6 separate regions of the Homo sapiens genome follow, and regions 1, 2, 3, 5 and 6 are each linked to region 4. A link is an interaction called in ENCODE POLR2A ChIA-PET data of the cell type or tissue named here. Cell type or tissue: K562. All regions are shown on one strand. Links, peaks and the distances in the headings refer to the core of each region. The heading gives the core; the rest is flanking DNA.

The links. Peaks named below come from ENCODE experiments on the same cell type or tissue, not always from the same donor. Only the 100,000 strongest peaks of a DNase experiment are listed, where the experiment ranks them.
Region 1: POLR2A ChIA-PET joins it to region 4 with 14 read pairs; 28 of 35 experiments call an interaction of 5 or more read pairs at or near these places.
Region 2: POLR2A ChIA-PET joins it to region 4 with 11 read pairs; 20 of 35 experiments call an interaction of 5 or more read pairs at or near these places.
Region 3: POLR2A ChIA-PET joins it to region 4 with 13 read pairs; 10 of 35 experiments call an interaction of 5 or more read pairs at or near these places.
Region 5: POLR2A ChIA-PET joins it to region 4 with 54 read pairs; 17 of 35 experiments call an interaction of 5 or more read pairs at or near these places.
Region 6: POLR2A ChIA-PET joins it to region 4 with 11 read pairs; 22 of 35 experiments call an interaction of 5 or more read pairs at or near these places.

What each region holds. Positions count from the first base shown.
Region 1 is chr15:65,391,285-65,396,170 of GRCh38, forward strand. IGDCC4 (immunoglobulin superfamily DCC subclass member 4) reads right to left here. Exons shown (of 20, transcript NM_020962.3): 7 at 4,466-4,879; 8 at 3,810-3,974; 9 at 3,127-3,264; 10 at 2,077-2,247; 11 at 850-1,086; 12 at 596-697. Among named protein-coding and RNA genes, the nearest start is that of IGDCC3, 16 kb to the left of the region's middle. In K562, for the core only: no CTCF peak of the experiment used is centred there; a DNase peak (open chromatin) is centred at 2,007; H3K27me3 peaks cover 3,478 bases.
Region 2 is chr15:65,418,867-65,423,652 of GRCh38, forward strand. IGDCC4 (immunoglobulin superfamily DCC subclass member 4) reads right to left here and starts at 4,081. Exons shown (of 20, transcript NM_020962.3): 1 at 3,927-4,081. The coding sequence starts at 3,996. LOC124903510 (a long non-coding RNA gene) reads left to right here. Exons shown (of 2, transcript XR_007064684.1): 2 at 1-703. RefSeq lists enhancers at 2,984-3,093, 3,114-3,383, 4,359-4,786. In K562, for the core only: no CTCF peak of the experiment used is centred there; DNase peaks (open chromatin) are centred at 2,905 and 4,055; H3K4me3 peaks cover 2,183 bases; H3K27me3 peaks cover 2,826 bases.
Region 3 is chr15:65,234,573-65,239,458 of GRCh38, forward strand. It overlaps a transcript of PARP16 not described here. Among named protein-coding and RNA genes, the nearest start is that of CILP, 26 kb to the left of the region's middle. In K562, for the core only: a CTCF peak has its summit at 3,119; a DNase peak (open chromatin) is centred at 2,589.
Region 4 is chr15:65,302,232-65,306,231 of GRCh38, forward strand. RNU5B-1 (RNA, U5B small nuclear 1) reads left to right here and starts at 2,446; the gene lies at 2,446-2,562. RefSeq lists a silencer at 2,404-2,563. In K562, for the core only: a CTCF peak has its summit at 2,162; DNase peaks (open chromatin) are centred at 1,720, 2,200, 2,710 and 3,050; H3K4me3 peaks cover 1,055 bases.
Region 5 is chr15:65,210,700-65,215,421 of GRCh38, forward strand. CILP (cartilage intermediate layer protein) reads right to left here and starts at 774. Exons shown (of 9, transcript NM_003613.4): 1 at 729-774. RefSeq lists an enhancer at 1,403-2,304. In K562, for the core only: a CTCF peak has its summit at 1,554; a DNase peak (open chromatin) is centred at 1,582.
Region 6 is chr15:65,407,518-65,411,517 of GRCh38, forward strand. IGDCC4 (immunoglobulin superfamily DCC subclass member 4) reads right to left here. Exons shown (of 20, transcript NM_020962.3): 2 at 3,503-3,853; 3 at 2,661-2,802. Among named protein-coding and RNA genes, the nearest start is that of IGDCC4, 13 kb to the right of the region's middle. RefSeq lists an enhancer at 3,082-3,739. In K562, for the core only: no CTCF peak of the experiment used is centred there; a DNase peak (open chromatin) is centred at 1,997; H3K27me3 peaks cover 2,749 bases.

The sequences.
Region 1 (4,886 bases), core at 471-4,470, 90 kb after region 4:
TAAACCATGTGGCTGGGAAGTTAGGGGTGAGGGAGTATCATGATGGGCAACTGAGGTGTCCAATGCAGGGCCACAAGGCAGTGTAGTGCAGTGGAAAGAGTTTTGCCTGGAAACCAGGAGTCCCAGTTGTAGCCTAGGCTCTGTGTGACCTTGGACAAGTTCCTTTTCCTCTCTGAGCCTCAGTTTCCCGTTAGGTCACACAGGGATACTCACTCTTCTTAGACTTGAGAGATAGTCTGATAGTGTGATGTAGACAAATGTGTTTTTAAAAAAACTTGTTTTACAGTCAAACTTGGGGTCGGGAGTTACTGATCAACCATAGGGTTTCCCTCTGTTCAAACTTTGGAAATCAGCACTATTCATGGGTAATGCAAATAAGGTGGCAGGCCTAAGACAGTGAACAAACAAGCTTCTCTCCATGACAGAGGCTCTCTGGAGCTAAAAGAGGACCCCTGATCCTAGGAGAATGGGTTTGGGCATGAGCTGAGGCTACTAAAGTACCTGCTCACCAGGCTGGCCCAAAGGAAAAGAAGAGGAAGCGGCTAGCAGAGCCCTCACCTGAGCCCTCCCCGCCTTCTTCCCCCACCGCCCTCACCTGGTGCCGGCGCCTTCTCCGTCTTGCCCTTCCACACTGCTGCATAGCCATCCTCATGTTTGTTGAAAGCCACGAGCTTCACCTCGTACAGCCGGCCAGGGACTGGGGAAGGTTACAGGGCTTAATGGCTAGGGGGACATCTGGGGTCACTCTCCCGTCCACAGAGAGCATCCCATCTCTAACTTCTTCACACAACTTGCCCAGTCCCCACTGAAGCTACATCCCTCCCTCCCCCTCCCCCCAGCCCTCCTCACCTAGCTGGGTCAGCTCATACTGCTTCACTTTCTTCTTGAGCCGGACAGGCCCCACATCCCAAGCCTGGTCTCCACGGCCCCCTGGCAGGCGATCGCCATTGGCCTCCTCCTCAGCCCCCACCTCCCGCCAATATAGTTTGTAGCCAGAGATCTGGGTGGGGTGAGGGGGTGGCTGCCATGACACGACCAGGGACTCCATCTTTGCCTGCACCTTCAACTCTGCAGGGGCAAAAGGGACTGGGGGGCAGAGGAGCAGGATGGGAAAATTAAGGAACAGAATGCAGAATGAGGAGAAGGAGGCCAGGGATAGGAGACAGGGAAGAGGCATGAGGAAGAGACAGGAAGATGGCATTCAGTGAGAGCCTTTTGCCAGCATTCTCCCAACACATCACCACTCAGCCACCACTCTAAGTGCCAGTCCTGGGCTTGGTCTAGAGGTGAACTCACTGTTCTACAAGCACAGAGTGCAGGGAATGCAGGGGTGTCCGCTGGGCATTTGCAAAGGGGTCAGCAAGGAGCACCTCTGGAGTAGGCTGATAGCACCTGGCACAGAATCGGCCTCTGTGAAGTCTTCTGAAGGATCAAACACTGGGGGCAGTGGGGGTGGTGGTTGCTGAGGCCAGGAAGGAGGGATGCCACCATTACAGTAGGGAGACCCACTTGAGAGTGAGGAGCTTACAATGTGTCAAACACTGTCCTATGCACTTTGTGTAGTTATTATAACTTTATCCTTGCAACCCTCTAAAATAGTGAAAATACTACAACCTTCGCTTTACAGATAAGAAAACTGAAGCTCAGAGAGTTAAGTAATTTACCTAGTGTCGCATAGAGAGCATGTAGACCGGTTTGGTCAGCATTTAATCACTCTTCTATTGGGCCTCTCAACAAAAACAATCATCATCACCATCATCCTCGAAGCAGCTACAATTCAATGAGTTTTTATGTACTAAGCACTTTAGTTACAATACATTATTCAACCTCATGCCATTCCTGGGCAGTAAATGAAGCCTCAGAATGGTTTGTCCAAGGTCACACAGCAAATCGAAGGGACACCAGATCCCAGCCCTTCACCTCTGCACCTAAGCCTCACTCACCCATCAAGCGGAGGGAGCCATGGAAGGTCTCTGATGGAGGGCGGGGCCAGGGGGTGGGGCGCTGGGTCCCAAGGACACACGCACACCCACACAGTCACACACACACTGTCCTGTCTCTCCTCTAACCCCGTACCATGGCTCTGGTTGTGCATACTGGGCGTCCTGTGATGCATCCACTGGGAGGGGGCCCCGAAGCCGGCTGCTGTACCAGCCGAAATCCGTACTCGATACACCTTGTTTGGCTGAAGCGAGTTCAGCATAAGCTGTGTCTCATTTCCTCGCACCTCAGTAGAGAAAATCTGATCTGCAGGGACAGAAAAGGTGGGCTGCTGGGTAGCCACCTGAGGAACAGGATCCTAAACCCCCCTACATGGCTCTTCCGCCTCACATCCCGGTTCCTCCGTGCCCGTGGGAGCCTGAGGCGTTCTCAGCACTGACCCCTCAGTGCCTGGGCAGATTCTATGGCTCCAGGGTTGACGCTTGAGCCTCCAACTCTGGCTGATGCAGGCCATCAGCCTGGGCTCAGCTGCAGGGAGAATGATGGCAGGCTTTCCCCACTTCCCCAGGAGCTGTCAATGACCATCCCCTGCCAACACACACACACACGGGATGCAGACACAAGAGGCTGACCATGAAGGCCAGCAAGAACGCCTGGCTTCCAGAGCCCTGAGGGCCACCATGGCCACTTCCTCACCCTTCCCTCCTTCCTCACCTTTCCCTCCTTCCTCACCCTTCCCCTGGTCCCTCAGCTACCTTCCTCCTCCTAACTTTTTATCCTTTTATTTTTTTCTGAGACAGAGTTTTGCTCTGTTACCCAGATGGGAGTACAATGGCACGATCACAGTTCCCTGCAGCCTTGAATTCCTGGGGTCAAGTGATCCTCCCACCTCAGCCCCCCATTTCCCAGATAAGGAAACTGAGGCAGGGACTCAGTAGAAGTACACACTGCAGCTGTAGAGGGGTTGGGGTGAGAGCCCAGGCCTCCCTCTGCCTTAAGCTAGGCCCCTCTGTCTTCCCTTTTCATTCCTGCCCAGACCCCTGTTTTTCAGGTTCACCCTTCCCCAACCCCTACTCTGCTTCCTTTCCTCCGACTCCCGTACCCTGCTCAGGTCTCCAGCAGCCCTGACAGCTCTTCACGTTGATCATTCCCATACATGCCTGCAGCCCACCCACCCCCACTCACCTTCCTTTCCCAAACCGTATTCTATCTTGTACTTCACCACCTGCCCATTGCTCAGGCTGGGGGGCAGGGGCAGCCACGCCACCCTGATGTCCGAAGGGTTGGGGCTGGACAGGGAGAGCTGGGGTGCTGCACTGGGGACTGAGACAGAAGAACATCAGCATGAGCTCTGCTCCACCGACGTGGAAGGTGAGGCTCGGGAGCGGTCAGAGACTTGCCTGGGTCACACAGCAAGTCAGAAGTAGGCCAGGACCAGGATCTGAGGGAGGAAAGGGAGCTTCTCAGGGGAGCCCCAAGCTGAAGGATGAGGGGACATCTTTCCCACCCTGAAGCTGGAAAAAGTCTTGGAGCACAATCTTCCACGTCTAATGGGTTAATGTCACTGGCCCCTACCCCAGCTGGATGGCACATAGGTGTCAGGGAGAACTGCATGACACAGGGAATCATCACAGACCTGGGCTTAAGTCCCAGCTGAACTACTGACCTGGGCAAATCATTCTCATTTTCTGGGCCTCAGTTTCCCCAACTGTGAACTGAGGAGAAGAACCCCGCCCACTCTCTTACGGGGCACAAAAGATGATATGAGCAGGTAAAAATGCCTTTACATTAGTAAAGAGAGGGTGAGCTCCCCTCCCCAGGGAATTCTCTTTACCCCAAGCTGCCCACTGCGAGTTCAGAGGCCCTACCATCATCCAGTGTGTGCACCAGTGCTGGGGTGGAGGTGCGGCTGGCTCCCAGCTGGGAGTAGGCCACCACGTAGAACTCATAATCTGTGTTGGGTTCCAGGTCCCGAACCTGTAGTTCTGTGGTGTCGTTGTTCACTGCAAACTGGTATTCCACATTGTCCATGCCTGGTGACACGGGGGACAAGGGGACTGTCATAGTGCCACCCCCCCGTGCTGGCTAGCTGGAGTCTGTATAGGAATCCTTCATATTGTCCTGGTGTCTATTTATAGCTAAATCATCCCAGATAATCTGAGCTGGAGTGTATAAACTCCCTCAGCTTCCTGTCTCAGTGTATTAATTCCTCCACTGGTTAGGGAGTGCTTTCTGGAAATGACCCCCCTCTCCAGTTAGTTAACTGGGATGGGAGGTGGCTCCAGGAACGTCCTCTCCCTCCTCTCTCAACAAACATGACTGAGGGAAGCAGTGGCCCTTCCAGCGCCAGTTGCCTAATCCATACCTACCATACTTATGCGGGTCTCTCCTATGGGCTCCTACCCCAGTCCATCCTTGCCGCAGAGGTACCCATCAGGCAACCCTTCAGTCATCCGACCTGAACCCCTTCTGGCTGCGCCCCGCCCGGGCCTGCGCTGGTGCATCCCGCCCCAGGCCGACGTACCCCGTGCCTTCTGGTAGTGGAGAGAGAAGCCGATGATCTGCTCGCTGTGCATCTCGGGCCGCTCCCAGGCCACCAACACAGCGGAGCTGCTCAGTGGCGTAGCAGTGACCCGCGTGGGGGCGCTGGGCAGCCCCTCGCGCACCACCACGGCCAGCGACGCGGCAGCGCACGCCATTCCCGCGCTGTTCTCAGCCACGCACTGGTAGTAGCCGGCGTCCTGCAGGCCGATCTGTGTGATGACCAGGCTGCCACCGCCGCCCTGGACCTTGACGCGCCCGTTGGGCCGCAGCGGCGCCCCGTTGTGCAGCCAGCGCAGCGCTGGCCGCGGCTCCCCCGACGCGCGGCACACGAAGCGCGCTGTGCTCGCCCGCGTCCGCGACAGCGCCTCGGGCGCCTGAGTGATGGCGGGAGCCGCTAGGGG
Region 2 (4,786 bases), core at 787-4,786, 120 kb after region 4:
ACCCACTTGAGAGGGAGAGCATGAAGCTGATAACGTCTCAGAAGGTATAGAGGAGTGCAAAGAGAGTGAACTTGGGTATCCCTAGAAAGGGTGGCCCCATTTCAGTCCCTAATCATGTAACTTTGGGAAGTCACTCAGTTTTCTCATCTGTAAAAACAGGTTCATGCTAAAATTGTTTCTTCTTTTCTTTCTCTTTCTTCTTTTGAGACAGAGTCTCACTCTGTTGCCCAGGGTGGAGAACAGTGGTGCGAGCCATCATAGCTTACCACAGTCTTGAACTCCTGGGCTCAAGCAATCCTCCCACTTCGGCCTCCTGAGCAGCAAGGACAACAGGGAACACCACCATGACCGCCATGCTTTTTTTTTTTTTTTTTTTAATTTTTCGTAGAAATGAGGTCTCAATATGTTGCCCAGTCTGGTCTCAAACTCAGCTCAAGCGATCCTCCTGCCTCAGCCACACAAAGTGCTGGGATTACAGGTATGAGCCTGGCCTGAAATTATTTCTAAGTTCCTCTCAGTGCTGACATTCAATGATGCGCTAATTGTGAAATTGCTTCACTTGAAAGAGATATGTTTAGGAGAAAAGAAATGCTAATTAACATGTAAATGTGTGTTTAATTGAGTCATGAAAGCACATAGAGGATCAATGAAGGTTTAGGTATCTTCTGGATAAGATTCATTATTAAAAGAAACTCCAACTGTTTGACCTGATTCCTAACTTCCAAGATGGGGAAAGAGGCCCACCCCAAATGACTGAGATTGGCCTCTGAGCCTCTGGGCTGAGAAAGGGATGGGGGAGGTGAGGAGTTCCCAGGTGAGGAGAAAGCTCTCAAGTTCTTAGAGGCCTCCCATTACTGACCTCTAGGTTCCCTACCCTCCAAATTCTGACTTGGGAAGAAGGGAGAGCCGAGAGCCCCACCTTTGTGCGTGTGATAAGAACAGAGCTCGGCTTCTCGCCACCTGTTCACAAAGGGGTCCCAGTCCCTGACTCAAGAACAGTGTTGGGAGGAGATGGGCAGGCACAGGCATTATCCTAACCCCAATACCAGCCCTTCATTCTGCCTCATGTTTTTTTGTTGTTGTTGTGTTTGTTTTTTTGAGACAGAGTCTCACTTTGTCGCCCAGGCTGGAGTGCAGTGGCGTGATCTCAGCTCACTGCAACCTTCACCTCCCAGGTTCAAACGATTCTCGAGTCTCAGACTCCCGAGTAGCTGGGATTACAGGCATGCACCACCACACCTGGCCAACTTTTGTATTTTTAGTAGAGATGGGGTTTCACCATGTTGGCCAGGCTGGTGTTGAACTCCTGACTTCACGTGATCCGCCCGCCTTGGCCTCCCAAAGTGCTGGGATTACAGGCGTGAGCCACCGCACCCGGCCTATTTCTTACTTTCCTCTCTCTCGCCCCCTACAAATTCAATCTATCCTCAAGTTCTACTGATTCTATTTCCTGAAAATCTCTGGAATGCAGCCACTCCAGCCCAACCCCAACTGCCACTATGCTAGCTGCCACCATCCTCTCTTCTGGATTGCTACAACAGCCTCGAAGGAGCTGGAGCTTCCTGCCTCCAGCCCCACCCAATCCATCCTCCACACTGGCTGGAATGAGATGATGCAAAGCTGATTTTAAATCCTGTCAAGGGCTCATGGGGACTCTCAGGCCAGAAACCTTGGTGGGCCCTGTAAAGCCCTTTGTGAGCTGGATCTAGCTCCCCTCTTCAGCCTCCTGTCTTGATACTCCCTGACCCCTTTCCATGCTTCCCTCACCTGCCCCCCATCCACCCCTTGTCCCTAAACTCCAGCTAGATTTAGTTTAATCCAATGATCTCAACTAAATCACCTCTGAACTTTGCACATGCTGTTCTCTGGAAAACTGTCCCCATCATCATTCTCCTTCTACAGGGCTAACTCCATGTCGAGCTCTACTACTCATCACTTTCTTCAGGAAGCTTTTGCTGACCTTCCCAGATCGGTGTAGGAGCCCCTCCTTCCTGCGTCTTCCCCAGCACTTCAGGGGACTTGTCAGTTTCCCCCTCCACCAGACTGAAAGCTTTGCACCAGGGATCAGGTCTGCCTCCTTATTTACTATATTCTAGGCACTAGGCACAAGCTAGCCTATAAAAGGTGCTCCATAAATATTTGTTGAACGAATGAATGACCTCAGTACAGATCAGGGTGGCTAGTCATGACTCGACTGGAGTGTCCCCCGGCCTGCTGAGATTTGGAGGACCAGGGCAAGCTGTTGTAGCCACTCACACTGCAACCAAGAGACGCCGCAACTCGGTCCCTCGCCTGCTTTGTGCGTTCGGGAGCAGGGAGAGGCCAGGGAAGCTGGGTCCCTCGCGGCAGGTCCTAAAGGTATTGAATAATGCGCCGGTGCGGTTCCCAGCCCTGATGCCGTTTAGCTGGGTGACCCTGAGCTCGTTCCAGGAGCCCTAGGAATAGCGGAAGGTGGGGCAGGGGAACTATTCCTTAATCCCCTGAGCTCTGGGAAGACAGACCTCTCTCTGACACTTCCCCGCCCCTTTCACCTGACAAGCCAGGGCCTCCAGCTCCTCTGGCCCAGCAGCCGAGACCCAGCCTCGCGGCGGCCTCCAGCTTAATCCGCTGTTGGGGCTGGAAAGGGGCGTGTCTTTGTAGGGACAGAAGGGGTCCGAGGAGTTCCCGGCACTTTCCCACCCGCTGTTTGGTTTTCCTGGAGATGGGCCTGGGGCTGGCCAGGCGGAGGCTCCTTCCCCCCGCCTCCCTCCCACGTGGCCTGGCTGAGTCTCTCTGGAAAGCCGCAGCAGCTGGAGAGAAATCCCCCTCCCCACCCCCACCTCCAAGTCCCTCCCCGACTCTCCCCGGACACATCCTCAGCTCCCCCCTCCGCGGGGAAGGCAAGAACTAGGCGAACAAAGCGGCCAGCCCATCCCCCTCCCAGCCCTGCCACCTACACTCCCCATGAGCCGCCCCCAAACGCACACCGGACAGGAAGCGACAGAGCTGTGGGTGGAAGCCGCAGCCCTAGACACACACCCTTGGGGACTTCGCTATCCCCTCCCCAGCCCTTTCTCCAGCTTGGACAACTCTGACTTACCCCGTACCCACTCCGCACTGGGCTGCGGACTGGATGAGGCCCTGCTGACCTCGTCCACGCTTCCCTGGTCGGTCCCTGGGGGGTGGGGCCGGGGTGACACGCGTCCCATCGTGAGAACAAGCGCTGGACATGTCCACGAAAGCAAATGGTTTCCTGCCCCCTCCCCCAGTCCACTGCTGGCCACAGGTTTTGGGGAGCAACACCTCCCTCTACCCCTCTCTAACCGGCCCCAGGGACCACACCCACTGGGCAAAGTTGAGTGTTGTTTTATCACCACCACCCCCAGTCAAACGGGATCCATCGCTCTGTCCCCCACTATGGGCAAGGACACTTCCCAAATGCCAAGGCCAAATATTAGCTCAGCCCCATAAACACAATTGCACACGCACCCGACCCAAATGGAGGTGCAGACACAACCCCAGTTCCCTCCTCTTTTACACACACTCTCAACCCAAGACACGCGCAGGCAAGGCAGAGCCCGCCCCGCGAAAGCCACCGACACCGCAGCTACCCGCCCCGCCGATGCCACGCCGCGACCATGGCACGCACTGCGGACACGACAGGAGCACTCCCAACACACACACACACACACACACACACACACACACACACGACTCCAGACTCTGCGAACCAAAGGCACACACCCACTGCGGACAAGCACGCCCCACAAACGCCCCCCGGCCGCAGCTCGCAGACCCCCGCGCAGGCATCGCGGGCACCTGGACGCGCAGCCCCCGCACTTGCTCGGGACTCCGGCTTGAGCCAGCCCCGCAGCCCGATGCAGACCAGGGCGCGGGCGCACCAGCACTCCGCAGTCGCTCCTGCCTCTCCGGGCGCCCGCCCTTACCGCGCGCGGCCAACAGGCAGAAGGTCAACGCGAGGAGCCCGCGGCCGCGGCCGGCGTCCCCCCGCGCCATGGGGCTGGGCTCGGGCCGCCGCCGCCGCCGCCGCCTCCCCGTGCTTCGGCCGCCGCCGCGGGGGGAGAGCGCGCCGGGCGTCAGTGGCCCGGGGAGGCGCGGCGCCGCGGGCGGGGGCGCGGCCTCGGGGGCCCGGGCCCGAGCTGGGGCCGGCGCGGGGGCCAGGGCCGCTGCCGCCTCACCCGCCCCTCCATCGCCATCTTGGGCGAGCGGCCCGGGAGGGGGCGCCCGGCGAGTGTGGCCACCCTGGCCCCGCCGGGGACCCTGCGCCCGCGCGCCACGGCCCTGCGCCTCGCGGGGGCTCCTCTCGGCCCGGGTCTGTGTCCCGGTGCCTCGCCCTCTCCGGGTCGCCGCGGGCCCCCGTGAGGCCGCCTGTTGCTGGGTCTGTCTCTTAGTCTCCCCGTCTCTGAGTCTTCTGGTCTCTCTGCCTCAGCGTCTCTATTTCTTCTCCCTGTTGCTGCCTCGGGGTCTCCACCTCCGTTCCAGGCTCAGGGGAGGCAGATTCAGGGCCACGGTCTTTGTCCAGATGGCCCCCTTGCCACCCGAGCCCAGTCCATTCCAGCCCAGGTCCTGGCCTGAATGCTGGTTCGCTTCTCCACACGTTGCGCCAGCCCACCTGCGGAGATCTTGATAGTCCTATCTGCCATCCCAAACCAAGGGCTTCTCTTGGCCTCCTTCCCTTGCTCTGGCAGTAACTAACACAGGCAGGACACTTTTACACTACCTTCAAGCACTACCATATTCAGATGTCGCCGCATGGGGAAACTGAGGCTGGAGAAGGTGAAGTGAC
Region 3 (4,886 bases), core at 502-4,501, 67 kb before region 4:
AACAATCAATTACATAGTTCTCTCATGATTCTGGGAGTAACTGGGCTCAGCTAGGTAGCTCTTGCTCTGGGTCTCTCATGTGGTTGCAGTCATCCACAAGTGCTGGAATCATCTCAGCCTCTTCAGTACATGTTTGGCAGTTGATGCTGGTTGCAGGTTTGGTTTTCAGTGGGGCTTCTGGCTGTAAAACCTACATGTGGCCTCACTCTCTCTATGTGGCCTGGGTGTCCTCACAGCATGGCAGGTGGGTCCTGAAAGGGAGCATCCAAAAAGAGATTTAAAAAAATTTAAAAAGGGGCCGGGCACAGTGGCTCACGCCTGTAATCCCAGCACTTTGGGAGGCTGAGGCGGGTGGATCATGAGGTCAGGAGATCAAGACCATCCTGGCTAATATGGTGAAACCCCGTCTCTACTAAAAATACAAAAAAAAGGGGTGGGGGAGAGGGATAGCATTAAGAGATATACTTCATGTAAATGACCAGTTAATGGGTGCAGCACACCAACATGGCACATGTATACATATGTAACAAAACTGCACGTTGTGCAAACGTACCCTAGAACTTAAAGTATATTTAAAAAAAAAAATTAGCCGGGCGTAGTGGTGGGCGCCTGTAGTCCCAGCTACTTGGGAGGCTGAGGCAGGAGAATGGCATGAACCTGGGAGGCGGAGCTTGCAGTGAGCCGAGATCGCGCCACTGCACTTCAGCCTGGGCGACAGAAAGAGACTCCGTCCCCCCCAAAAAAAATTAATAAAAAATAAAATAAAATAAAAATTAAAAGAGAATGAGTCAGGAGGAAGCCACATTACCTTTTAGAACCTAGCCACGGATGTCACACAGCATTTCTGTCACATTCTGTTAATTAGATACAAGTCATTAGACCAGCCCATATTTAAAGGAAGGTCAATTAGATTCTACCTCTTGATGGAAAGGATGTCAAAAAATTTGCCGGCCAGGCATGGTGGCTCATATCTGTAATCCCAGCACTTTGGGAGGATGAGGTGGGCAGTTTGTTTGAGCCCAGGGTTCAACACCAGCCCAGGCAATATGGTAAAACCCTATCTCTACAAAAAAAAAAAAAAAAAAAATTAGCCGGGCATGGTGGTACATGCCTGTAGTCCCAGCTACTCAGGAGGCTGAGGTGGGAGGATCGCCTGAGCCTGGAGTCGAGGGGGCAGTGAGCTGTTTAATCGCTCAACTTACCTTTGATTCATAATGGCGTCACTATACTCCAGCCTGGGCGACAGAGTGAGACCCTGTCTTAAAAAAAAAAAAAAATTGCAGATATGGTTTTTTTTTTTTTTTTTTTGAGACTGAGTCTCTCTCTGTTGCCCAGGCTGGAGTGCAGTGGCACGATCTCACTGCAACCTCCGCCTCTCAGGTTCAAGCGATTCTTCTGCCTCAGCCTCCCAAGTAGCTGGGATTACAGGCATGTGCCACCATGCCCAGCTATTTTTTTGTATTTTTAGTAGAGACAGGGTTTCATCATGTTGGCCAAGCTGGTCTCAAACTCCTGACCTCAGGTGATTCACCCACCTCGGCCACCCAAAGTGCTGGGATTACAGGCGTGAGCCACTGTGCCCAGCCCTGCAGACATGTTTTAAACCCACCACATCTCCTTTCTGTTTGTCAAGCACTGGACAAGGCACTTAGAATAGAACGGTGAATACTACAAACCCTGTGGTGCTTACAGTCTAGTGGTAGAGCCAAACATTAATAAAATAACATTACAAATATGTACACAATTATGAACTTTGATGGTCCTATGGAAGATGATTCCAGGGAGCCATGAGAATTTATATGACACATTTTTATGACCTGGACCAGGGAACCAAGAGAGAATTCTCTGCAGAAGAGACATTTGGATTGAGATCTGGAACACCATTGGATGCTAACTCAATGAAGTGGGTTGAACAAGAGCCTTCCAGGCTGAGGGGATACCAGGCCAAGGCCCTAGAGTAGGAGAAACAGCAGCCTGAGAGGCAGCTAGTATGTCTTGAGACAGCTAGCAGGGACAGGAAGTATGAAACAAGACCGCAGTGGTGGGCTAGGGCCAGGCCCCTGGGCACTGTAGGCTGGGTAATGGTATTGGACTTCCGCATAAAAGTTGTGGGAAGCTGGCTGGGCACGGTGGCTTATGCCTGTAATCCCAGCACTCTGAGAGGCCGAGGTGGGCGGATCACGAGGTCAAGAGATCGAGACCATCCTGGCCAACATGGTGAAACCCCATCTCTACTAAAAATACAAAAAATTAGCTGGATGTGGTGGCGGGCACCTGTAGTCCCAGCTACTCGGGAGGCTGAGGCAGGAGAATCACTTGAACCCTGGAGGCAGAGGTTGCAGTGAGCCGAGATTGCACCACTGCACTCTAGCCTGGGCGACAGAGCAAGACTCTGTCTCAAAAAAAAAAAAAAAGAAAAAAAAAAGAAAAAAGGTGTGGAAAGCTGTTGAAGGGTCACATACTGGAGAGTGATATGAACACATTTACAACTTAAAGATCACTTTGGCTGCTGTGTAGATGGCCCCAGCCAGACGCTGAGTCAGGCCTGGGAGGGCTGGGAACCTCCTATCTGCAGTTCCTCCCCTCCCCATGAGACTCTCCCACACAGGCTGAAGCCAGCTGCAGCCTTGGCCCTATACCTCCTTGCCTGAGATTTCAGGCTGAGCACCCTACACTTAACCTACTCAGTCCCTCCTCCCAGACACAGGAAGTCCTGCCATTTTGCATCACTCGGTGAGTCACCCCTTATTTGTCAGTCAGTGGGTGTAATGGATTAAGAGGTGGTCCCAAAAGATGTGTCTACATCCTAATTCCCAGAACCTGTGAATGTAACCAAATTTGGAAAAAAGGGTCTTCATGGATGTAATTAATTAAGGATTTTGAGAAGAGGAGGACATCCTGGATTATCTGGGTGGACCCTAAATTCTATGTGTCCTTAGGGTCTTATAAGGAGTGAGGCACAGGGAGATTTGATTAGAACAGAAGAGGAGGAAGTAGTGTGACCACAGAGAGGGAGATTGGAGTGATGTGGCTATAAGTCAAGGAAGGCCAACAGCTGCCAGAGCTGGAAGAGTCAAAGAACAACATCTCCCCTAGAGCCTCCAGAGGGAGTACAGCCCTGCCAACACCTTGATTTTGGCCCAGTGGTCTGATCTTGAACTTCTGGCCTCCAGAACTGTAAGAGAATAAATCTCTGGTTGTTCTAAGCTGCCCAGTCTGTGGTAATTTGTTACAGCAGCCACAGGAAATTAATGCAGTTGGGTACTTCTCAAGCTGCTCCTTCCTGATGAGCTGTACAGGCTCCCTCTCCTTCAGGAGACCTCTAAATGTTGGGGTGCCCCGGGCTCAGTTCTCATACTACTTTTTTCTCTATTCTCTGTCCCTACATGATCTCATCCATTCACTTGGCTTTAAAATACCATTCATTTATTGGCTGGACGCAGTGGCTCACGCCTGTAATCCCAGCACTTTGGGAGGCCGAGGCAGGTGGATCACCTGAGGTCCGGAGTTTGAGACCAGCCTGGCCAACATGGTGAAACCCTGCCTCTACTAAAAATACAAAAAATTTATCAGGGCATGGTGGGGCCTGTAATCCCAGCTACTTGGGAGACTGAGGCAGGAGAATTGCTTGAACCCGGGAGGCAGAGTTTGCAGTGAGCTGAGATCATGCCACTGCGCTCTAGCCTGGGCAACAAGAGCAAAAACTCTGCCTCAAAAGAAAAAAAAACATTTATTTGCTAATATCCTCAAATTTTATCTCCATCCAGACCCTTCTCCTGGAGCCCAGGCATCCCCAGAGGTAGATGAAAAGAGAACTCTTGTTCCACGCTCACCACCACATCTGTCCCTGGCCCAGGCTGCCCCAGTCACTCCATGCTCCAGTTGGAAATGTGATAGCTATCCTGGATTTCTCCATTTCCCTCATGCAGTTTATCCAAACTGCTAGCAAGTCTTGTCTTGTTGTTTAGGTCTTATAATCTCTCTCAAATCTGTCCATTCCACTCCGCACTGCCATCACTGCAGCCGCAGCATCTCTCACTCAGGTGACTGTGCCAGCTGCCTGATGACTCCCATGTCGACTCTCATCCCCCTCCATCCCTTCTTACAGCAGCCAGGGTGATTTTTTAAGAAACAAATTAGATCAGGTTGCAGTTTTTTGAATACCTTTATTGAGGTATAGTTGACATGCAATTAATTGCACACTTCAAGCTTACAATTTGCTAAGTTTTGACATATACCCATGAAAGCATCAGTATAATAAAGATAACAACCATATCTATGTGCAGTGGCTCACACCTGTAATCCAAGCAACTCAGGAGGCAGAGGCAGGAGCACTGCTTAAGGCCATGAGTTTGAGACCAGCCTAGGCAACATAGTGAGACCCTATTTCTACAAAAAATAAAAACCAATTAGCCAGGTATGATGGCATGTGCCTGTAGTCCCAGCTACTTGGGAGGCTGAGGCAGGAGGATTCTCTGAGCCTGGGAGTTTGAGGCTGCAGTGAACTGTGATTGCACTACTGCACAGCAGCCTGGGTGACAGAGTGGGATCCCGACTCAAAGAAAAAAAGGAAGGCTGGGTGCGGTGGCTCATGCCTGTAATCCTAGCACTTTGGAAGGCTGAGGTGGGCGGATCACGAGGTCAAGAGATCGAGACCATCCTGGCCAACATGGTGAAACTGCGGTCTCTACTAAAAATACAAAAATTAGCCGGGTGTGGTGGTGTGCGCCTGTAGTCCCAGCTACTCAAGAGGCTGAGGCAGGAGATTCACTTGGACCTGGGAGGCAGAAGTTGCAGTGAGCTGAGATCCCACCACTGCACGCTAGCCTGGCAACAGAGCAAGACTTTGCCTAAAAAAAAAAAAAAAAAAAAAAAAAAAAAGAGAG
Region 4 (4,000 bases), core at 1-4,000:
GCCAGCTGGGTGACGACCACGTGAAGGAGACTGGCTTCCACTTCACCATCACGAACCAGGGCGCCTCGGTTGCGGGCCCGGCTTCAGCCTCAAGTTCTGGCAAGGTCAGAGCCGACTCCAAGTCATGGGGAGGATTCAGCCCGGACCACGGGGCAGCTGCTACGGCTGAGCTGCCTTGAGTCTCAGAACTCCTCATCTTTATTTTGTGTTCCACATTTTGTTTTTGTATTTTGGTTTGTAAATTTGTAGAATTAAATCACATTTTCCTTGTTGTGGGAAGGAAAAACCAAGCAAACAAACAAACAAAACCAGATGAATGTTTGCTCACCAATGAGCCACACCAAAAGAAGCCGGTACAAAAGGCCACATGTTGTATGCTTCCTTTTATATGAAATGTCTGGAATGGGCCTATCAGAGACAGAAAGTAGATTAGTAGTTGCCAGAGGCTGGGTGAATGAGCAGGTGGGAAGTAACTTCTAATGGGTACTGTTTCATTTTTCGGAGTGGCAAAAACATTCTAACTGGGCTCGGTGGCTCACCTGTAATCTCAGCACTTTGGGAGGCCAAGGCGGGGAGATCACTTGAGGTTAGGAGTTCAAGACCAGCCTGGCCAACATGGTGAATCCCTGTCTCTACTAAAAATACAAAAATTATCTGGGCATGGTGGCAGGCGCCTACAGTCCCAGCTACTTGGGAGGCTGAGGCGGGAGAATCTCTTGAACCTGGAAGACGGAGGTTGCAGTAAGCCGAGATTGCGCCACTGCACTCCAGCCTGGGGAGCAGAGCAAGACTCCGTCTCAAAAAAAAAGAAAAACAATAACAGACCCAAAACAAAAAATTCTAAAATTATATTGTGGGGATGATTCTACAACTGTGAATATACTAAAAACCATTGAATTGTATACTCTATTTATTTATTTTGAGACGGAGTCTCGCTCTGTCGCTCAGGCTGGAGTGCAGTCGCACAATCTCAGCTCACTGCAAGCTCCGCCTCCCGAGTTCACGCCATTCTCCTGCCTCAGCCTCCCAAGTAGCTGGGACTGCAGGCGCCCGCCACCACGCCCGGCTAATTGTTTTGTATTTTTAGTAGAGACGGGGTTTCACTGTGTTAGCCAGGATGGTCTCGATCTCCTGACCTGGTGATCCGCCCACCTCGGCCTCCCAAAGTGCTGGGATTACAGGAGTGAGCCACCGCGCCCGGCCGAATGGTATACTTTAAATGGATGGATCGCTTGGCTTTTAAATTATATCCAGTAAATCTATTTTTTAAATGTATTAGACAAATTTAAATTACATGCATGTCAAATATGATTGACTTGCTAGCAAAGGAGCAGCAAAGTGAAAAAAAGTGTTGGTTTAGAGAAGGTGTGAAAGTCGGGAAATGAAATGTTTACACCATCGGCTGTAAAAGTCTTAGTGCTGGCTGGGCGAGGTGGCTCAGGCCTGTAATCCCAATTCTTTGGGAGGCCGAGATGGGAGGATTGCTTGTGGCCCGTAATTCCAGACCAGCCTGCACTGCTTTCCTTTCACTGGTTGCCGAGTGAGCACATTCCTTAGAAAGGAATTCCCTGTAGGCTGGTGAGAGCCGACAGTGTAGCTCCGAGGGGGAGAGGGCAGCACTATGTTTTTAAATTATTATTTTTTGTAGAGATGGCAGGTCTGGAACTCTGGGCGTCAGGCGATCCTCCCGCCTAGAATAAGGAGACACGAGGTCTGAAACTGGAATAGCAAGATTGCATCCCCAACAGCAGATTCCGGTCGGGCAGGAAACCTGAAACAGAGCGCTCAAGTTCCAATTTTAAACAGGACATTGCCGGGAATTCTCAAATGGCATGCAAAATTCAGTATATCCCCGGAGTGCACGGTTAAAAATAACATCAGAACGCCCCTGCGCCCACCACACAGTTTAAGAAAACGGAAATTGTCAAACTTTTTAAACCCCTGTGCGCCCTTCCCCAAGTCACATCTCTCGCTCCTCACCGAAGGGAGGAACCACTATTCTGAATTCTGTGTTAATCATTGACTTGCCAATTTTTTCTCTTTCAATTTAATAGCAGTCTTTATTTAAAAGAAATCAAACTCAGACGTACAAATACACAAAACAGATAAAACCCGAGTCTCTGACCAGGAAAGCGTTATTTTCCAGCCAGCCAGTCTTCGGCTTCGCCCCCTAACGGTGACATAAGGCACTCTGTGAAATGCTCTGTTCCGGAATCAAAAGATTGATCCGATTATTTGCATACCCATAATGCACTGCTCACAGTACAAATTTAAAAAGGCAAAATCAAACATTTTTATTCTAAGCATATTCTGTGAAAGTTAGACTTTTGTTTAAACAATACTCTTAAAATTTTTTTCTAGGTATAGAACCTTGGCATTCACTAGTCACCATCACTATACTAGGAGTTTCTGTTACCCGAGAAACGAGTTATGAAATTAACAAGCATACTCTGGTTTCTCTTCAGATCGTATAAATCTTTCGCCTTTTACTAAAGATTTCCGTGGAGAGGAACAACTCTGAGTCTTAAGCTAATTTTTTGAGGCCTTGTTCCGACAAGGCTATATAAAGCTGTTAAAAAATCAGATTGACTTCATTTAGGGTGTTTCTTACAGATATCGTTTAAGTTTTCGGTTCTGCTTGTAAACGCTTCAATCGCTCATGCGTTTAAACTTTGTGTAAGTGCAAGCGTTCTTTTTCTAGTGAAGCTTCTTCCAACAAGTTAGAAGTATTTACTTCAGTGTCATTAATGTGAAAGATTCTTAAAAGTGTTCTGGCTGGGCGCGGTGGCTTATGCCGGTAATCCCACTGCATTGGGTAAACCAAGGTGAGCGGATCACTTGAGGTCAGGAGTTCGAGACCAGCCTGGGCCAACGTGGTGAAACCCACGTTGTACATTGTTTTCTTAGTCTTCTGAATCCTGTGTATATTTTGCATTTAGCGCATCTCAATTAGGACTAGCTGCATTTCAAGCGCTCAATCGGCACACATGGACAATGACTAATAATTGCCCTGTGCACCTCTGCTAGGTGTAAAACGTTTGAACAGAGCACAGTGTGTAGATCCGTTCTCCCTTCCTGTAGGTTTTGGGGTTTTGCCAGATTTTGGCCATTGGAACTCCTTGAACCTGTGCAAGGTTATATTTCCTTAAAGTGTGGAATGGAATGGCTGGCTGGGTCTTAGGGCAGGTAGGTACCTGCATAATAATTTTTTCCCAAATTATGTACTTATTTGCATTTTCACAAATGGCCTATTATATTCCCATTGCTTCTCACCCTTACTGGCCTTGAAATGCTCAGAAGTTGCCGGGCGTGATGGCTCACCCCTGTAATCCCAGCACTTTAGGAGGCCAAGGCAGGCGGATCACCTGAGGTCAGGAGTTCGAGACCAGCCTGCCCAAGATGGCAAAACCCCGTCTTTACTAAAAATATAAAAAATTAGCCGGGCGTGGTGGTGCCTATAATCCCAGCTACTCGGGAGGCTGAGGCAGAAGAATCGCTTGAACCTGGGAGGCAGAGGTTGCAATGAGCTGAGATCGTGCCACTGCACTCCAGCCCGGGCAACAAGAGTGAAGCTCCATCTCAAAAAAAAAAAAAAAAAGTAAAAAAAAAGAAATGCTCAGAAGTTAATCTTTGTCCATCTGGTAGTTATGAAATTGTAACTTTTAGTGGTTTTTAAATGTTACTTTAGTTTTTGAGACAGGGTCTGGCTTTATCACACAGGCTGGAGTGCAGCGGCATGATATCCTCTCACTGCAGCCTCAACTTCCTGATCCAAGTGATCCCACCTCAGTCTCCCAAGCAGCTGGGACTGCAGGCGTGCACCACCACACTGGCTGATTTTTAAAAATTTTTATTTTGTTTTTATGCTTTTTGTAGAGACAGGATTTCTCCATGTTGCCCAGGGTGAGCTGCTCTGGATCTTCTGAGCTCAAGTTATCCTCCCACCTCGACCTCCCAAAATGCTGGGATTGCAGGTGTGTGCCATTGTGCCTGGCTTTTT
Region 5 (4,722 bases), core at 1-4,000, 92 kb before region 4:
GGGTGTGGTAGGAAAGGGAAGAGTCCTCCTCTCTAAAAAATACACATATCTGAAAACACTGGGATATTCCAGGGGAAGAAAAAACCAGTCCCATGCTGCAGACCTTCTAGCTCTAAAACCACTGGCCCCACCACTACCTGTTTCTCGGATGAGGGAGCAGAGTCACCAGGACGTCCCAAAGGCCTCCACATTGTGTGTATCCCTCTGGGCTCCAAGCAGGGAGCTGAGCAGTCTGCTGGCCTGCACTGCATTCAGCCTGAGCCTGAGCCTGCTCCAGGGATGTCTGGAGGCTGAGGTGGCCTGAGACACCTTGTGGAAAAACCATTTCCCATCTGGCAGCCCACAGAGGTTTCTCAGCATCTCCGCCGTTTCCTCAGCATATGCCCTGATGGTTAGGCTTGCCATCCCACGCTCCTCAGAACACTTGGACAAAGCAGACTGGCTGACCGCAGGGAATAAAGCAGGGCACCCAGAGGTATGGAAACCCTAAGTGGGACCATCTGGGGGTTCCTGTCCTCAGGTGGGGGAGGGAGAGGACTTTGGGCCAATGGGGGAAAGCAGATTCCCAAAGCAGAAAGGGAGTCTTCTCTGTGGGAGATGAAGGATCAGGCAGCAAAAAGTGGGGGGAAGTGGGGAGAAGGGAATGGAGTAGTCAGGGGAGGGCAGGAGCAGTTGAGTCCAGCAGTGGGGTGCAGGGATGGGGTGAGGGGAATAGGAGTGGAGCTCACCGTGTCTTGAGCAGGACTCCTCAGCTGGGGGTCCAAGCCTTCGCCTCTCCAGCAGTCCAGTGCCGGCCTTATATAGCACAGCTGGTGGCTCAGCCTGTGGCAGCCAGCCAGAGGAAGCAGCAGCGAAACCAGATCTGAGCATGAGCCTCCCTCTCCCCTCCCCATGTCCCCTTGCAGTTCACAGAGGCCAGGATTTTATGTCCAGATCCTAAGGAGGAGATGCCGCAGGACCTGGTGATGGGCCAGGTGGGCAGTGGCCTGGGGCATCACAGTCCAGAGCAGAGAGAGGGGTCAGGAGGTGGGCTGGGCACTAGAAACAGCCCTGGGAAGGGGCCACGGGGAATTCTAGATCTGGGCAGCATTTCATGGCCCGGGGGATGGTGTGCTCTTGCCTAAGCCTAGCTTGCTGATGCCCCACATTCCCCTGGCCCTGGCTCGCCCACACAGAGAAAAGACTTTGCTGGTCTTAGCACATACTCCAAACACTCTTAGGCACACAGGCCACCTTGGCCTCTCAGCTGGGTGTGTCTGGTCTGAGTTGGGCAACTACTCAGCTTCTCTGGCTTCTGAGGGAACACTCAGGGAACCTCAGAAGGGATAAGGGACAAAAGAATTGTGGGGCATAGGTTGTCAGCTGGTGAGAACAGTTCTTCCTTTCTCCCCCCCACTTCCATCTGAGTGCCTGCTGGTACCCACTGAGACCCCAGAGCTCCAGCATGTGGACTCTTCTGAGACCCTGATGCTCATATATGTGCATGCGTGTGAGTACGTGTCTGCCTTCAGGTATAGGCATCCACCAGCATGTGAACAGCCAGTGTTACCCATAGGGGGCGTATGCAGCTGCATGTGCTCTGGGGCTTCACACCCCCACTCCCGGCCCCCTGGCCCCAGCATGAGGTTATCTGTTTGCACAGACACTGGTTCTCTAATTTTAGCATGTGTTAGAATCACCTGGAGGGCGGTTAAAGCAGATTTCTGGACCCCACACCCAGAGTTTCTGATTCAGTGGGGCCTGAGACTTTGCATTCTAACAAGTTCCCAGATGAGATTGATGCTGTTGGTTCATGGATCACATTTTGAGATTGACTGGTCACAGTGATAGAGCCCCAGTTGAAGGAAGAAGATGAAGAGCGAGTGTACTAAGGACCACAGTGGGAGCTTCCCAGGTCCTGCCCCATGTAGCAGGCTCATCTAGCCTGGGCTGGGCTTCCTGCCTCATGCCAGCAACTGGAGATGGAGGCCTGGTCCTGTGGCCATCCACGCCAGGGTCAGCTCACTCTCTCCACATACCTTTACCGAGCTCTTATTCCCAGGCTCTAGACTGGGCACTGGGAAGGCACAAGAAAAGAGATGTATCCTTGCACTCAGAGGAAAGAGCCTCACGTGGAAATGATCCCGTAGTACAACAGTGCATACCCACATGCCAGAGAGTTCTGTGTGTGTGTGTTTATGCCTTTTCCTGTGTGTATGTGTCTTTCTGTGTGTGTGTGTGTATGTGTGCGTAAGAGCTGTTTTTTCTGAGCATTGCCTTTGACAAGATATACTGGGAGGCTGGGTGGAGTGGCTCACGCCTGTAATCCCAACACTGTGGGAGACAGGGGCGGGTGGATCACTTGAGGTCAGGAGTTCAAGACCAGCCTGGTCAACATAGTGAAACCCATCTCTACTAAAAATAGAAAAACTAGCCAGGCATGGTGGAGTGTGCCTGTAATCCCAGCTACTTGGGAGACTGAGGCAGGAGAGTGGCTTGAACCCAGGAGGCAGAGGATGCAGTGAGTTGAGATCGTGCCACTGCACTCCAGCCTGGGTGACAGAGTGAGACTTGGTCTAAAAAAAAAAAAAAAAAAATCTGCTGGGGAAGAGAGTGGGGGTGGAGAAAGGATGTTGAGCAGCATGGTTCCCAAGTAGACCTGGGGCATAGATCTGATTTGCTTTATCTCCTGGAGCCCCGTCTCCCTCCTGGCCACCAGCCCTTGGTTCATAAGCCCTGTAGTTGGCCCTAGTCTGGTCCAACTTGTCAGAGCCAAGCCATGACTCAGTTTCAGCCATGGCTTTGACTGCAGACGTCTGAACTGAGTGAACCCCATGTGAAATCTGATGGCCTAAGGAATAGACAGACAGACAGGCTGAGCCACAATCCCCAGATCAAAGGACAGGAGAAAAATTGAAATTTGGAATTCAGAAGCCTAGTCCTGGCTGTTTCTGATTCTGATATGCGACCGTGAACTAGCAAGAACCCAAGTAACCCTGGGCCTCAGGTGTGCAACGGGAGATGGACTGAGTGAGTTTGCAGGCCCCTGCCAGCTCTGAGATTGCAAGGTTTGAGATATACAGATGCTCTTTGGCTTATAGTAATGTCCCAATAAACCCACTGTAAGTTGAAAATATCATAAGTAAAAAAAATACGCTTAATGCACCTAACCTACTGAACATCAGAACTTAGCCTAGCCTACCTTAAATATGTTCAGAACACTTACATTAGCCTACAGTAGCCTACAGTTGTACGAAACCATCTAACAAAAAGCCTATTTTACCATAAAGTATTGATTATCTCATGTGATACATTGAATACTGTACTGAAAGTGAAAAACACAATGGTTGTACAGGAAAGTACAGTTTCTACTGAATTTGTGTCACATTTGCACATCATAAAGTCGGAAAATTGTAACTTGAATCATCCTAAGTTGGGGACCATCTGTACTGACAGCAAACAGAGCTGGGAGGAGAGAGTGGAGGGAACGACTGCTCCTACGTGTCTGGCAGAAGTCAGAGGAGCCAGTGTGGAGTCAAGGTCAGGAGGAAGTCCAGAGAAGCAGATATGACCACCAAGGCTGGATAAGGACAGCAAGAGAGATACACAGGAAAGGAAGGTAGTGGGAGGTAAACCAGAGGGCAAGGTCAGGGTAATCAGCTGCTCTCCAAGGCCTTCATTCTGTGGAATGCCAGGGTGGGTAAGAGACGCCTCCCCAGCCTCCCAGTCACCTCCATCTCTTTCTGTAGTGGGAGGCAGGGTACCCTATGGGTGAGGATTGGGCAAAGTGGAGTGTTTTAGGCCAGGATTCCTGCCTGGGTCTCCTCATTCAGCCCAGCACTCACACTGAGGCCCTCACTTACCTAGCCCCAAGTGGCCAGTGCGTGTTAATATGGTAAGTACAGGGTTGAGGGCTGCGTTCCAATTCCACCATGCCATTTCCGTCCACCTGTCTCATATCTTGCCTCCTCCCATACTCCCATCAGAGTCCTTTCCTGTCTCCAAGTAGGAATGAGCTGTGTGAGCTGCACAGGGCTAGACTGGGGAAATCTGAGCCTGCCCTCACTCTCTCTTCCCAGGACTCCTTTGGGGGGGAAGCTATTGCTGTCCTCAACCAGGACCCCAGAATAGAGAGGGCTTTGGAGGTGGCCGTAGGTCTAGACTGTCCAAGGCCTGGCCTGGGTGGGTCAGCCTCAGCCACGAGTGGCCATCTGGGGCTTCTGCAAGCCAGGCTACTCTGCAGCCACTCCAAGCTTCTGCCTGGAACATGCTGGAAACCCATCAATCACCCCATCCCTGCCCAGGGGATGAAGGGACTTGGAACCCAGCTTAGCTAGGCCACCTGTAACCCAAGCCTATAGCCAGGGGTCCACACCCTGCACCCTGCAGTGGGGAAAGGAGCTTGGGAACACTGGGAGGGGTCTGACCTGATCCTGGTGGCTCAGGAGGAGGGTGCTCTATCTGACTCTCTGACCACCTGCCCACCACCTCTGTCGTCAACCCCTGTGGCTGGAGGAGGCCTTGGAGGCCTGTGGGGGGATAAGCAGCTGATAAACCTTGAAGAATGGAAGCCTTGGCTGTAGTTCTGAGTGACCATCAGTGGCTGCTGCCCCACTGCCTGGGAACACAGAAACCCAGAGTCCAGGGTGGTAGAGGGGGCTCACCCTCTGACCAAGTTGCTCTCCTCCCTCTCCTGGGTACCCTCTGTCATTGTTCTACCTCTGTGCCTTTATAATTTTATTC
Region 6 (4,000 bases), core at 1-4,000, 110 kb after region 4:
ATTTTGGTACAGACGGGGTTTCACCATGTTGGCCAGGCTGGTCTTGAACTCCTGACCTCAGATGATCCACCTACCTCAGCCCCCCAAAGTGCTGGGATTACAGGCGTGAGCCACTGCACCTGGCCTAAGTTTTGTATTTTCATTCCAGCCTGGGTGACAGGTGAAGTGGCTCAATTTTGGCTCACTGCAAGCTCCACCTCCCGGGTTCAAGTGATTCTCCTGCCTCAGCCTCCTGAGTAGCTGGGATTACAGGCATGCGTCACCACGCCTGGATAATTTTTGTATTTTTTTTTTTTTTAGTAGAGATAGGGTTTCACCATGTTGGTCAGGCTGGTCTCGAACTCCTGACCTTGTGATCCGCCCGCCTCAGCCTCCCAAAGTGCTGGGATTACAGGCGTGAGCCACCGCGCCCGGCCTAAGTTTTGTATTTTTTGAGAGATGACATTTCACCATATTGCCCAGGTTGGTCTCTAACTCCTGAGCTCAAGCGATCCGCCCGCCTTGGCTCCCAAAGTGTTGGGAGTACAGGCGTGAGTCACCGCGCCCAGCCATATTGATATGAATTTTAAAAATGCATCTGCTGGAATATCAATTAAAAGTAAATAGAGGAAAATGTGAAAATAAGAAATACCTACATTAAAGGATGATTGGAAGGGTTAAGTGAGAAAACATGTAAAAGGCTCAGCACGTGCCTGGCCCAAGGTACACTCCCATTAAGTGGTTCATGTTGTGACTTTCAACATGGGGAGATTTTGCTGCCTTCTGCTACCCTCTCTGGGGGGCATCAGGAGTAGGCTCTCGCGTGGTTCTCTCCTGCCTAGCTCATCTGTTCTGGGTTCATGGAACTCCCAGGAGGCACCCATCATCACACAGTGGTGACAGGCTCCACATTTAGAAAGGCACAGAACTTCAAATGTCAGTGTTAGAAAGGCTGGGTCAGCATTTCCCAGGGTTCACCCTCTAGAATGCTCATTCATGGGATGTTAAGGGGCTCCTGGGCAAACGAGCCTAGGAAGTGCTTCGTTAAACAAGGTCAACAGGATTCTCGATACAGCACTTCTCAGGGCCTTGCCAACTCCAGGAGGGAGATTTACAGGCAGTTTCCTGTTCTTATTTGATCATAGAATACTTCATTCAAGAAGCATTTAAAGGGACTAACATTCTATAAAGGCCACGCTTTGGGAAACCACAATCTAAATCAATTTTCATTTGTTTCCCCCTTTCATTTTATAGGTGGGAAGGAGAATAGACTGGGTGAGAAGTGACTCTCTGAGGACCAGTGGGGCTAACCCATCACCAAAGTCAACAGGATGTCTCTCTCTTTTTTTTTTTTTTTTTTTGAGACAGGGTCTCGGTGTGTCACCCAGGCTGGCTGGAATGCAGTGGCATTATTCCAGCTCACTGTAGCCTGAACCTCCAAGTGATCTCGCTCAGCCTTCCAAGTAGCGGGGACCACAGGCACCACACTGCCACACTGGGCTAATTTTTGTATTGTTTTATAGAAACTGGGTTTTGATATTTTGCATAGGCTGGTCTTGAACTCCTGGGCTCAAGTGATCCTCCTGCTTCGTCCTCCCAAAAGGTTGGGATTACAGGCATGAGTCACCACACCCAGCCAGGATCTCTTATGTATGGACCTCTCACCCTCTTCCTCCCTCACAACTGTCCTGTGGCTTTTCTACCCCGAAGTTTCTCCTACAACCCCCATCCTTACCTACACATGGGCAAAAGTCAGAGGAGCTGGGACAATGCAACACAGGCAACAGAAGGTTGGATCCAGGGGAGAAAGGGCAGTGTTTCAGAGCCCAAGGAGCCCCACCTCCACCAGGACGGGAGAAGGATCTAGCTGGTAACTACAGCTACCGAGATATAGGGAGAGGACTGCAGGGTGGCTGGGAAAGGCCTTGGAGCCACATTTCCAAAGATACGTAAGAATCCAGGGGGTGATGACTGAGTCATGAGACCAACTCAGAGACCACAGATGCAAATGAGCCTTGTGGTTTCTGGTACGCTGCATACACATCTGGACCTACCCAGGAAGCCACAAGAGGGACCAAGTCCAAGGTCTAGCCTCTGCTTCCCTTCCGCCTTGGAAACTCTTCCCTGGGATTGCTCTACCCATCCATTGCCTTTACAGGGAAAGAGGAGAGTGAAAGAGGAAAGACCTCTACAATTCACTTCTCAGAGGGCTACGCCCCACTGGATGGAATTGAGAGAGGAAGAGAAGTTATGCATCTAGAGTGGAAACTCCGGAGGAACCCTGAAAAGAGAAAACCTTCCCAGCAGCCTCGGGGAGCCCTCAACAGACAACCAACATTCTGCCAATGGCTCATGGTACGGCTTGGGATAAGCCACAGCTCCTCTCTGGCCTTCAGTCTCCACAATAAAGCAAGTGGTTGGACTAGATGTGCTGGGAAGGACTCTACTACTACACCTACCCAGGCTCCACAGCTCAATGGGTGGCTTCCTCCCAGGGAGCAAAAACTTCTTGTCCAACTTCTCTTTGGGACTAGACATGAGCCAGGAGTCAGGCGGTGGTTAACACTCAAGTCAGCTTAGGTAAATGCAGCTACCTCGACTCTAAGAATCTCAGTTCTGAGCACACCCCAGAGCCCTCTCTGCCCTGCCTACCAGGACCCGCTCCCCTACAGGGCACTCACCGAGGCTCCTCAGGCAATGTCACCTGGTCCTTCTCCCAAGTAATGATGGGAGCTGGCAGCCCTTCAATGTGGCACTCAAAGCGAGCTGTCCCGTTCTCCTCCACCGTCTGAGACTCCGGGTGCAGAGAGAAGTCTGCGAGTGCTGGGGACAGTGAGACACAGGCAGGGACGGGAAAAGAATAGGAGAGAGAAGCCACAGCAAGCACAAACAGTGAAACACATCCGCATGGAGACACAGAAACACACAGTCACAGAAACACACAGCAGAGCCAATTCAGACCGAGGGAGACACAACAAGAAGTGGTGATTAGCGGTCAGATACTGCCAGCAGAATGAATTCCAAAGCCCCCCTGCCCAACATCATCATGATGGTCAAACTATACAGTAAGATGCACACTTCTTCTGGCCTGAAAGTTACTTCATGGTGATCTGTGCCTCCTGAGAGCCCCCTAAGGGGTAAGGCTGGAGCGTGGGGTTTGGCTCCACATGTTCCACCTGCCGTGCAGGCAGGAGCTCCCTTAGGAGGCAGCTTTGTGCCTCTGACACAAAGGGGGCACTCTGGCAGGCTCCCTGGAGGACAGCACAAGCCCAGACTCTAGGACTCAAAGGGAAAGAAAAGCAGAAGGAACAGGGGAGTGGAGAAGAAGCGGGAAGATTATGGAATACCCAAGAATGAGGATAGACAATACCAGGAAGAGACCTATTGAGCAGGATGGGAGGCAGGGAAAGGGGGAGTGGGATCAAGAGAGAGGCATTTGTGCAAGTAACTAACTGCAGATCCCACTTCGCACACCCCAAGTCTGGGTTTCAGCCTCAGACCCCCGCCCGATGCAAGCACTTACTGGCAAGCTTGACGACAGCAGTCTGGCTGGCCAGCACTCCGAGGGGGCCGTGGGCTAGGCACGAATAGTTGCCTTCAATGACCCCCACAGCCTCAGGGACTGACTCGTCACTGCCATTGGGTGCTAGTGGCTGGGACAGCCACAGGGAACCATTGGGCAGCAGGTGTAAGTGGTCGTGCTCCAGCAGGGTGTCCCCATCCTTGCTCCAGGTCACCCTGGTGGGGGGTCCAGCGGCAGCAGCCCCCAGGCTACAGTTTAGCACTGCAGCCTGCTCTGGGCCCAGGATCACTTGCAGTGGCCCCACTCCACAGCTCAGCTCCACAGTCGTCTCCTGGGGCAACAGCAGCTCCCCTGCATAGAGGAGGAGCACGGGGCCATCAGTGTATGTCCCCCCACCTCCCACAGCCTCTGCTCCTGAGTCACCCATGCAGGGGCTGGGGCAAATCAAGGAGAAACACCTGCATCTGGATCCTGGCTCTCCCCTTACTAACTGTGACC